Regions from separate parts of the Homo sapiens genome. Here regions 1 and 3 are each linked to region 2. Evidence: read pairs that join two places in POLR2A ChIA-PET (ENCODE). Cell type or tissue: GM12878. All regions are shown on one strand.

Region 1 (4,000 bases), 71 kb after region 2:
AACTAGGAATTCCATCTCAGGATTTCTAATGAGGCTTTGTCAGAAGTACAGCCAGGGCTGCAGTCACCTGGTGGCCTGACTGGGCTAACGGATTCATGAGTAACATGGCACACTCACAGGGCTGTTGGCAGGTGGCCTTGGTTCTTCTTCACAGGGCTTCTTGAGTGTCCTCGCAACATGGCAGCTGTCCTCCCCAGAGCCAATGATGCAAGAGAGAATAAGGAGAAAGTTGCAGTATATTTTACGACCTAATTCCAGAAATCTCACACCATCACTTCTGCTATATTCCGTTTGTTAGAAGTGAACCAGTAAGTCTAGCCCACATTCAAGGGAAAAGGAATTAGATTCTGCCTTTTGAAGGGAGGAGTGTCCAAGAATTTGTGCACCTATTTTAAAACAATCACAACCTTTTAAGAATCTAGAAGAAATAGTTTTGCGCTCTTGAGCTGGCAGGGCAAAGGGGAGGAGTTGGGTGGGCCTCAGTGTGCCTGGATAGGCCATCATCATGCACACTCCCACCAGTCCTCTCTCATAGGCTCACTCTAATAGATTTATTTCTCTAAGGCTTAGTTTCTCATCTGGAATACTAGCAAAACGTCTCCCCAGGTGCTATGGCCTGAATGTTTGTGTCTCACCAAAATTCATATTTTAAAGCCCTTTCCCCCAGTGTGATGGTACTTGAAGTGGGGAACTTTTTGAGGTGAGTAGGGTTAGATGAGGTCATAAGGGTGGGACCCTCAGGATGAGATTAGTGCCCTTATGAGGAAGACACTAGAGAGCTTGCTGTCTTCCCCCCACTACCCCCAAGTGTGCTCAAAGAAGAGGTCATGTGAGCACACAGTGAGATGACGGCCACCTCCAAGCCAAGAGAAGAGGACTCAGAATGAAACCTGCCTTGCCAGCACCTTGATTTTGGACTTCCTAGCCTCCAGAACATTGAGAAAACACGTTTTTGTTGTTTAAGCCACCCAGTCTGTGGTATTTTGCTATGGCAGCCTGAGCTGACTAATATACCAGGTTTGCTATAACTGCCAAATGAAATCTCAGGTATGAAGGTACATATGTGTTTTGAACAGGGAGCACAGAGATGAGGTTTTGATGGGATTTTTTTTTCAACAAGCCTTTATTCTCTAAGAAAAGCATCCATTTCCTCTCTTCCATGTCTACTCTGTGCCCTTACACTTGAGTTTGGAAAACAGTGGAGAATGAAAATCTGTTTGTCTGTGATGCTGGCTTTGGAGGTAAGGAAGGTGGAACTGGTGAGAAGCCCCTGCAATCTGTGATGACAATGTGGTTACCTATGCAGCCACTGACAGAAATTAGAGAAGAAGCAAATGGGTTCTTCCACCCTGGGAGTGAAGCACAAGGCAGAAGGAAGGGGAAGAGATCAGAGATGAAAAGAAAGAAGAGAGCAGGTGCCGTGGCTCCCACCTGTAATCCCAGCACTTTGAGAGGCCGAGGCGGGTGGATCACCTGAGTTCAGGAGTTCAAGACCAGTCTGGCCAACGTGATGAAACCCTATCTCTACTAAAAATACAAAAAAAATAGTCAGGCGCGAGCCTGTAGTCCCAGCTACTTATGAGGCTGAAACAGGAGAATCGCTAGAACCTGGGAGGCAGGGGTTGCAGTGAGCCAAGATCGTGCCATTGCACTCCAGCCTGGGCAACAAAAGCGAAACTTAAAAAAAAAAAAGAAAGAAAGAAAGAAAAGAAAAAAGAAAAAGAACGAAAGAACGAAAGAAAAAAAGAAAGAAAGAAGGAAGGAAGAAAGAAAGAAAGAGAGAAGAAAGGAAGGAAGAAAGAGAAAAAGAAAAAGAAAGAAGAAAGAAAGAAAGAAAAAGAAAAAGAAAGAAAGAAAGGAAGGAAGGAAGAAAGAGAGAGAGAGAGAAAGGAAAGGAAAGGAAAGGAAAGGAAAGGAAAGGAAAGGAGAAAGGCAAGTTAGTTCAGTGACAAAACTTCCCATTCTGTGACATGTGTCCCCCTCAAAACACTTATATGAGTAGTTTTAACTGTGGAATACGGGAACCAGCTTTAGTCCTGGGGTGATTTAGGGAAAACCAGACCTAACACTCCAAGGAAATGGGAGCTGAATTGTAAGAACATAAACCCAGAATTTTAAATAATGGGAAGATCTTTCAACTTTCATAAGCGACAGAACTGGCTACAGAATGAACCAGTCAATTGCATATCTTCAGGGGCTAGTGGGTCCCAGGTGACACATGGGTTCCATTATTCAATACCCCTTCTAGGCACTAACTCACTTGGTGACTTCAAAGATTTTACTTAACTTGTCTGGGACTCAGTTTCCTCAACAATAAATAAGAAAATAGGTCTGAATCAATGGTTTCCCTTGGGGAAAACCATTCACCTCTGTGGCCACTACAGTGGAGCCAGTCGCTCCTGGGGACAAGAGTGACAGCGCTTATAGCAGGTGATGGGGGTAGTCTGAGCAATTTCCAAAATTTGAAAAAGCCTCATGGAAATTGTGCATTTAGCAACACCTCCTCTCATAAGTCTGCACAAGCTCATTAAAAAGCACTTCTCCCTGTTTGGATGGAGTCATCCACTTTGTGTGGGAAGACAGTTTGTCCCATGCCAATCAGAGTTCTATTTGGCCGTTATCTATTACATCTTTTTCTTTTCTTTTTTTTTTTTTTTTTTGCCAAGGAGTCTCGCTCTGTCGCTCAGGCTGGAGTGTGCAGTGGCACGATCTCAGCTCACTGTAACCTCTGCCTCCCAGGTTCAAGCGATTCTTACGCCTCAGCCTCCCATGTAGCTGAGATTACAGGTGCCCGCCACCACGCCCAGCTAATTTTTGTATTTTTAGTAGAGACGGGGTTTCACCATGTTGGCCAGGCTGGTCTTGAACTCCTGGCCTCCAGAGATCCACCTGCCTCAGCCTCCCAAAATGCTAGGATTACAGGTATGAGCTACCATGCCCAGCCCATCTATTACATCTTTGATTAAGGCAATCAGAAAATGGAATTATTTCTTTAAAAAGTTTTTAAGCAGCCAAAACATTTTAAAACAGAGAGTCTCTGGAGAAATTTAATAGCAGCAGTCCTTCAATTAAAAGCTTAAAAGTCGCTAAACTAGATGACCTCTAAATTCTGTTCGAGCCTGTAGTTCCTCATTCCAGCCACTGACTCCTCCAGTCCACCAGGCCTATTCCCACTGGAATCCTCCTCCAGGACTCATTCCTGTGTCTACAGCATCTGCACTCCTAATTTGCCAGGCAGTTCCCATTTATCTGTGTATTATCAACAGCTCCCTCCCCCAGCAGAATTGAGCTGCCATTGAGCCTTTAGCTTCCAGAGGCCTCCTTGGCACCCTGGCTGGAGAGGACAAGGGGGACATAAAAGACCTAAGGAAAGTGACACAGCGTACCTCTGACTCTACAGCACAGGGTGACATGCACAGCCTCTGGAGTCTGAGCCCAGGCTTCCACTTACTTCTCAGCTACATGACCTTGAGACATTCCCTAGCTTGGTATTCTCCTCTGTAACATGGAGAGAATAATTACTCTTTCAAGGTGTCGTCAGAAAAAATAAAGGCTTGAATACATAAAAGTCTCCCGGCACAGAGTAAATACTTAATAAAAGCAGCTCTATCGCAGACATTTGGGAAAATGCTCCCATCCAACCAGATGGAACAATAGGTGCCAACACCATGGAAAATAGCTGGACATGCCTTGCGCTTGTACCAATCATAGACCTGGGCTTTTCCTTACAGTGCCTTCTGCCTCCCTACCACCATTTCTGGGCGGAAAGAGTAAATGGTTTGTCCCTGCACTTGGAAGGGAAAGAAAGGAAGCAACCATTTTTGAGTGCCCACTTTCAATTTCCTGAAGGTGACCTCAGAAATGCTTGGCTTGGTGAAGTAAAAAAATACACATTATGAATTATAGCCCCTAGAGTTCTATAAATCCAGTGAACAGCTTAATATACATGCCTAACTGCCATTTAGAGCAATAATAGCTACACATACTATTAAGTATAGAT
Region 2 (4,000 bases):
ACAGCTTATGGGGTTATCTCTGTTTTCACCCACATTTCACAAGCTTATAAATAGAGCTTAGCCTTAACGCATGTCTTATGACAACACATGTGACGAGAGCAGCCCTCTGCTATGCACTTTGCATGGTGCCCACTGAGATCTCCCATTTACAGCTGTGTGTGCCAAGGTAAGTGTATCGTGTGTGGCCGTGGAGGAGAGGAGGGCATAAGACACAGGGAGCCAGCTGCGAGGACTGTAGAGCTATAGTTAAAGCTGCTGTAACTCACACGTGTGAGTGTGAACCCCAGCTGCCCCCACTCCCCATGCCTTCCTCAGGATTCCCAGCTCCTCTGGAAAGCCAGAAACAGCAAATCCTGTTTAGAAACCATTTTTGCCTGTCTCTCCTTAACTGGGCATCATTCCCAGGGAATAGACAGGTGTATGTCAAGACCTTACCACGTGGCAGGCATTAAGCCAAAGAGCTCCTTTCCTCTTTTATCAACCTCTCTTTCTGGCTAAACAAGGATGGGCCCCATTGCCAGGGAAGTTTGTAGAGAGTCCCCCAGAGCTCTGTCTCCTCAGAACGCTACTGGGGTGCTTCTAGAAAGCCAAGAAAGAGAGTGCAGTTTTTCTTCTGACAAGGTAACTCTCAGAAGCAGGCAGATATTGCCTGCTCATCCCATGCCAGGAGACTTGCGCATTTTGTGGAGGAGAAAGATGTCTCCCTTAGCTTGGTGAGGCAATTCCAGACATCTTGGCTAATTCAGATATTAGTAGTAAGTAACATTTATCCTGCGTGCCATGTGCATTGGGCACTGTCCCAAGAATTTTACGTAATTTTCTCATTTAATGCTCACAACCACCCTATGAAGTAGGCTCTGTTTCTGTTCCCATTTTACCAAAAAAATGAAGTAACCTGCCCAAGCCAGGGTTTGAGAGAAGGCGGGCCAGTCCCTGAGCTGGCTGTCTTTACTGCTACTCCACCCCACTTACAACATTGTTTCCCTCTGACATCATAGCCTGGGATCCCAGTAGCTCCCCTGACACCAGACAGACAGGAACCCATTTCTGAACCAGTGATGCTCCTTACATTTAAAAAGATATTTCACATTGCAAAGGATTAAACAATGATAACACATTATAAAGTGCCCAACACAGTTCTTGGAACAAAAAAGCAATAGTAAAGACATTAAATCCTTGACCTTTCCTTCCTTCACTCCTTCTTTCCCACTCTCTATCTCTTCTCGTTGAAAATAAGATACTAGAAAATTCACCTTTTCTATAGAGTACCCCTTCCCATTCTACCAAATGCCCAGCATCTGGAACATCATAGCCATACACAATGGTAACAGGTCACCTCCCTGCGGCAGTGAAGGAGGAGGGCTAGGATGGCGGTGCATAGGAGCCCCTGATGACGGACAGCGTGAGCCTCACCTCTCACTTGGTGCTTGCGGGCTGCTCCTTGTGTCTCCTCTCAGTGCTCTCTGCCATTTGGAAAGGGCTGGTCATTTTTATTCAGGTGGATAAGAGGAAATGCTGTCAAGGTTTGCTGGGTGGATCCACCTTGGGGAGATTGTTTTTTCCCCTTGTTTTCTTAGTATTGTATTTCCTTAATTGTTTTCTTTCTTCTTTAAGATATAGCTGATTAATCATTATTATGAAATGCCTCTTTCTTCTGGGTCTTGACATGCAGCTTCTAGGAAAAATAAACTCCCCATCTCCATGCAAATGAGAATTTTTTGCAATTCTATGTCCATGCAGAAAAATCCAACTTAGGTCACTTTCCTGAGAGCTGTGGCACGTTACCAAGTGTACCCTGCAGGCCAACTCACAAAAGCACTCTCAATCAGCCACACCCTGCAGCAGCCAGCCCATGAGGCTCTGCAGGTGCCTCTGGCTGCAGCACGATCCAGTTCTCCAATGCCTTAGGCAGCTATGAGTGTCTGCCATGTGCCAGGTGCTAGCTAACTGCTTTACCTGCATCATTTTGTTGAACTTCATGAGGAACACTTTTTCCCCTCATAAAGCAAGGATTTCTTTGCACATCATCTATTTCCCCTTCATCTTGTCCCCTGGAGGGTTCTCTCATTCTTGATTAATGCAGAGAGAGAGAAAATGAGACTGGAAAGAAGAGAGGTTTAAGATCAGCCAGTGGCAGAGCCAGGACCTGAAATCCTTATTCTTGGGCTAGAAGACTCTCTAACTAAATTACCTTTTTACATAAACTCTTTACCAAGAAGTTCTCTAGGGATCAGGTTTGGGGCAATGAAAAGATAGGGTATAAACAGTTTCTTCCCATTAAATAAAATTTCCAGGGGGTAATTGGTTTGGACTGAGTTACTGCACTAGGCCAATAGGCCAAACCTAAATGGAGTCGCTCATGCTGAATGAAGTTCCACACCACCAAGCTGAAACTAAACTGTTTATCTAACCTTCTGAGAAATCAGGAGAGAGAAAGATAATAGCCAAATCCTGAAACAAGCCAGTTTTAGCCAGCGTATAAGGAAGTCTCCTCTGCTCTAACCTTTACAAGGAAAGTAACTTTTAAATGACCAGTTTGCTTTTTGTTCTCTGTTTCTGCTTCCTCTAGCAGTTGTCTGCCCACAAAACCACTCTCCTCTGTCAGCTCATGGGACCACTCATTCTATTTTTATAAAATAGGATGTTGCCTGATTCTAGAATTGCAAATAAAAGCCAATTAAGATCTTTAAACTAAATGTGTTGTAATTTTGTCTTTTGACATCCCCAAACACAGACTCCCAGAATAAATGGAGCTTATTTTTAACCAAATGAAGTGACCTTGGGATGAGGTGCAATTATGAGACCCCACTGGGCTGGTACAAACCCTGTTCCTGCAGCCAGATTTGGGAGACAGAGAGGGCCACAGGGCACCGGCAGAGAAGGAAAAGGGACAGGAAAGATCAGGGCCTTTTACGGGACAGGTGCAAGGGAAAGAAACCCCAGGGACTTGATGTCTTGTGGTCCAGCATCTTGGACATAATAAAATGGTAAGTGTTGAGGGAAGTGGTAGACTATAGTGGTTCACAACGTAGTTCTGGATTTAAACCCTGGTTCACTCTCTTCTCTTCTTCCTTATCTCCCTTCTCTTCTTGGTAGCATGCCACAGCTCTCAGGAAAGTGACCTAACTTGGATTTTTCTGTATGAACATAGAATTGCAAAAAAAATCTCATTTGCATGGAGATGGGGAGTTTATCATTTTTCCTAGAAGCTGCATGTCAAGACCCAGAAGAAAGAGGCATTTCATAATAATGATTAATCAGCTATATCTTAAAGAAGAAAGAAAACAATTAAGGAAATAAGACGAGGGTATGGCCAGGCAGGTACCCTCTCTGCCTTGCTCAGAAAGGTTACCATGCCTATTGCCTTCTATGGGAATGAGGTTCCATGGAGTTGAGCAATATGTGGCCCTATTGCAGAGTCTGGATGAAATGCATTAGGTCTATAGACACTGGAAAAGCTACTTAAAGCCTTTCTGAAGCTCCATAAAATAGGTAAAATAAAACTGTGAGGATTTGAATGAGCTAAAGGACCTGTGTCATAGTAAGTACTCCTTAATAAATATTATGTATTTCTATCCTGTGTGCCAGGCACCTGGAAAAGGAGAAGACACCTTTGTTAGGAGCTAATGGACATCTTTCTGCTCCTTTGGAGAGGGTGCAAAGAGCTACTCTTGACCTCGGGAATCTCCCCTACTCCCACCCTTGTTTCCCCCAGAGGGGTGGGATGGAGGGAGGTGGGTGCTGTTTTCCCAGCAGGGCCTGAGCTGCCTGGCTCGGAGTCCCTCTGCACATGTGAGAATAGCAGCTCAGAGCCCAGCTGCACATGTAAGGGGATTTGCAACACTGTCCATGCTGAGTCTCACCCCACATTCACCCCTTGTGCTCAGGCTATATGTTCTGACCTAGCTTTCATTTCAGGGCAGATATGTCATATCAGGAAGCTTGCAGGGGAAGGGAAATAAGTGATGTGTTTATAGCTCCTCTTCCAGCATGTGGTGTA
Region 3 (4,000 bases), 580 kb before region 2:
AATAATTGTTTCCTATATGTCATCTATTTTTTTGTTATGTAGGCGGGAGGATAAACCCAGTTCCTCTTTTCCACCTTTGCTGGAAGCAGAAATTTCCTTTATGGTTAGATACCTTCCTCTACAATATACTTAGAAAGCTCTGACATTCTCCAGTCTATTCAGCATAGGTCACCTTTGAGTTTAGGTTTTAGTCAACCAGTGGAGCAGATTTTTAGAGCCACTCCCAGTTGTCTAAGCTAATGCATCAAACCCAGAATCTTTTGTTAGTGCTCTCATGCTGAAAATGCACTAATGCTAGCACTCACCTGGTAAAAATATATATATGACATATTTCTTTCACTCTGGTCTAACATGTTTAAGATCCACTCCCATTTATATTCCCTGGATTTCTACAGACATAAATAAGAGAAATCTGGAAATTCTTTCCATGTATATAATACTTCCTCCCAGGTCACACATAAAATCAAGCCTGGGGAGCTGAGAGAACTTAAAAATAATTATAGATCTAGAACCAATGAGAGCTGCTGGAGGTGGGTCTTGATGAGGATCAGCATTCCCCTCCAAGGTAACTTCTTTGGGAAGTTCATTAAAGCCTCTTCAAAATAAACATTTCTCATTGTAAGTCTGTCACCCACAGGATATAACTTTAGTTCTTTTTTTTGTTTTGTTTTTCTTTTAAGAAATGTTTACTCGTTGACTACGTGAGATAATTTTGGGGGGGCCTTCAAAAAATTTCTTGTTCTTTATTCAAGCTTGAATTGAGAATTTAAAGTCTTGATCATATAATTTTCTTTCTCCAAGTTCTCTGATTCAGAATCAGTCAGTAAACCATATAGTCTTTATGTTATCTTCATTTCTATTAAAATAAGCTTTATAGGCAGATGCAAAGATGAGAACGACATTTATTTTACTCACAGTTGTAGGAGGTGCAATGTTGCGCTTGTTCATACAACTTCTAAATATGAGATTAATCAGCTTTGCCCACTGTATGCTAAGTAGGTAGGGTTTGTAACAAAGTTATTTAGGTATCTTCATGTGGATCATTACTACCATGTTTCAACAGTAAAGCCAATAGGATTTGCTCTGTTGCCCATGCTGGAGTGTGATGGTGCGATCATAGCTCACTGCAAACGTACCCAACCATAAGAGATAGTTAAGTAAAGTAGGGTATATCTATGGAATATTATTACATGCCTTTACAAAAATAATAAAATACTTATGAAACATTGAGAAGTAAAAAAAAAGCAGCATGAAACAAGAAAAAGTCATTTATAAAACCAAATTTTCTAGTGGCTACTTCAGCATTTTAAAAGAATGACAGAATAGCAAAATTCTTCTTGGGGAAAAACTGCTCTTTTGTTTAGGGAAGCTTGATGAAGGAAGTTCTTTTGCTCTGGGAGGCAAGGCCACAGGCCAGTCTAGATAGGGAGAGGTTTCAAAAAATCAGGAGCCAAATTATTCAGTGTGACAGAATAACAAGAGTTTTTAGTTTTTACGTTGATGGCCTGAAAGATAGAATGCTGGAGCACATGATCAGGAAAGAGAGGCAGCAAAAAGATCAACAAGGTTGTAGTAGGCCAGGGAGCAGTGAAAGGTTGTTTCTGTAGTGACAATAAACATCTCCTAATTGCATGAGAATACCTGCTCCGGAATTTTTTTTTTTTTTTTTTTTTGAGTCAGAGTCTCACTCGGTCGCCCAGGTTGGAGTGCAATGGCGCGATCTCTGGTTCAATACAAACTCCGCCTCCCAGGTTCAAGCAGTTCTCCCACCTCAGCCTCCTGAGTAGCTGGGATTACAGGCGCCCACCACCACGCCCGGCTATTTTTGTGTTTTTAGTAGAGACAGGGTTTCACCATATTGGCCAGGCTGGTCTCAAACTCCTGACCTCGTGATCCGCCTGCCTCGCTGCTCTGAATTTTTACCTTTATATTCTACATATTATATGATGTTTTTAATTAGAAGAAAAGAGCATGATAGTTATTCCAAGTCAGGTAATGGTTGGATAAAAAATAATGATTATCTTACCTATCAGTTGCTGAACTGAGGCCCAACTGGTTAACTAGTTGGTTGGATGTATACACTAGGTCAGTGCAGGTTAGCAAATTTGTGCAACATTGACACCTACTATTTGTTTTTAACTTGTTTTTCTGCTTTCTTTTGGCAATAATCTTCTGCTATTGCTAAACCTTTAAAAATGCTTTTTAAAAAACATGTCCAGCAGCAATGTGTTTTTGGTGTTTGGGGAAATACAGGAATGGGAGCTAGATGATAAAAGGAAATGATAGCAGGTGCATAGGAGGAGTCAGATTGAGTCGAGGTCAGCTAGAACACACTGTTTAATAGAACTTTCTACAACAATGAAGTGTTCTAGATCTGTACTACCTAATACAATAGCCACTAGCCATATGTGCCTACTGAATATTTAAAATATGGCTAGTGTGACTGGGAGCTGAAGTTTCCATTTTATTTAGACTTAACTAGCTCAAATTTAAATAGCCACATGTAACTTATGGCTTGGTATTGGACAGCATAGAACATCTATAGAAAATCAAAAGCAGTGGGTAAAAAATGAGGAATCAGAAGAAGGTAAGCATGTTCTCTTTCATTCAGAAAACTCAAAACCAGTAGAAAGGGCTCTGGGCTTCTGGAAATCACATAAAATATTTTCTTTAATTACTTAAGAAAGGGTGACTCTGAAAGACAAGCAATATATATTGTATGAATTTTTTTTTTTTTTTTTTTTTTGAGATAGGGTCTCATTCTGTTGCCCAGGCTGGAGTGTGGTGGCATGATCATAGTGTAGCAGGACAAGCCACGGACAAAACCTCTCAGACACGGCCAAATAAAGCCAAATCCTTCCTTAACCCACTGTCTGAGAGCTCGGTTTTTGAGACGTGAGTCTGATGAAGCTCCTGGCCAAATAAATTCTTCAGAGAGCTGGGTTCTTGAGGCGCTAGTCTGCCGAAGCTCCCGGACGTTGAGACGTGAGTCTGCCGAAGCTCCTGGCAAAATAAAGCCAAATCCTTCCTTAACCTGGTGTCTGAGAGGTTTTGTCCACGGCTCGTCCTGCTACAGTAGCTCACTGCAAATTCAAACTTCTGTGCTCAAGCAATCCTCCTGCCTCATCCTCCTGAGTAGCTGAGACTACAGGCATGTGCCAAGTACACCTGGCTAATTTTTAAATTTTCTTTGGAGAGAGGGTCTTGCTATGTTGCCTAGGCTGGTCTCAAACTCCTGGCCTTAAGCCATCCTCCCACCTTGGTCACTCAGAGTGCTAGGATTATAGATGTGCATCACCACGCCTGTCCTGAACTTCAAGTTTCAAGGCACATCTCTGTTCTTAGAGAAAAAATTAAAAGACTATATATCAAAATGTTAACTTCAGGTGGTGTGATTGTGAATAATTTCTGTTTCTTTATACTTGCTACATTTCTCCAATTTTCTCCCAGAGCATGTCTAAGTGTTTATATTTGTATTTGCTTAAAATCTTGTTATTTGTCTAGATATTTTGAGTGCAATGACCTCCTTACCCCTGCCCTACCAATTTCCCCCATTTCCTTCCTCATTCAATTGATCACTGTGACTGCACTTCATAACTTCTGGGAAGGCATAAGGTTGGTAAAAAAGCAGAAGTTATCTGCAAGATTTCCGGTCTTTTATTTGTGAGTATAAATGTTTTCAAAATTTTTAAGAGAAATTGGGAGTTTGGAAGAAACAGAAGGGGATCAGTGAAACTCCCTCCAGAGAACGAAATGATTCCCAGGGGTTGAGAGACAGGCTTGTGCATTTCAGAGTAGAGGGGACCTGAGATTGACTTTGGTGGTGGTAGGTCTTGCATGACCTCAGAGGGAAATGGCAGCATGCTACAGCTGGAGAGTAGAACTGACAGGAGCTGGGTGCCTCTGCCTTATGAGAATGTCTCATGTCTCACGTGTGGTGTAGAAGCCACAGAAACCTGCCAACTCGGAAAGTGTCAGACAGCAGAAAATAACATGTCAG

The links. Peaks named below come from ENCODE experiments on the same cell type or tissue, not always from the same donor. Only the 100,000 strongest peaks of a DNase experiment are listed, where the experiment ranks them.
Region 1: POLR2A ChIA-PET joins it to region 2 with 7 read pairs; 2 of 35 experiments call an interaction of 5 or more read pairs at or near these places.
Region 3: POLR2A ChIA-PET joins it to region 2 with 5 read pairs; 1 of 35 experiments calls an interaction of 5 or more read pairs at or near these places.

What each region holds. Positions count from the first base shown.
Region 1 is chr1:206,760,780-206,764,779 of GRCh38, reverse strand. No RefSeq gene overlaps it. Among named protein-coding and RNA genes, the nearest start is that of IL19, 8.0 kb to the left of the region's middle. RefSeq lists a silencer at 804-1,002. In GM12878, no CTCF peak of the experiment used is centred here; no DNase peak of the experiment used is centred here.
Region 2 is chr1:206,831,814-206,835,813 of GRCh38, reverse strand. The region is part of intron 2 of IL19 (interleukin 19); the gene reads right to left. Among named protein-coding and RNA genes, the nearest start is that of IL20, 32 kb to the left of the region's middle. RefSeq lists a silencer at 3,828-4,000. In GM12878, no CTCF peak of the experiment used is centred here; a DNase peak (open chromatin) is centred at 2,467.
Region 3 is chr1:207,414,639-207,418,638 of GRCh38, reverse strand. LOC124904498 (a long non-coding RNA gene) reads left to right here and starts at 2,405. Exons shown (of 2, transcript XR_007066848.1): 1 at 2,405-2,587. LOC105372880 (a long non-coding RNA gene) reads right to left here and starts at 2,294. Exons shown (of 3, transcript XR_922484.2): 1 at 2,027-2,294. In GM12878, no CTCF peak of the experiment used is centred here; a DNase peak (open chromatin) is centred at 3,898; H3K27ac peaks cover 977 bases.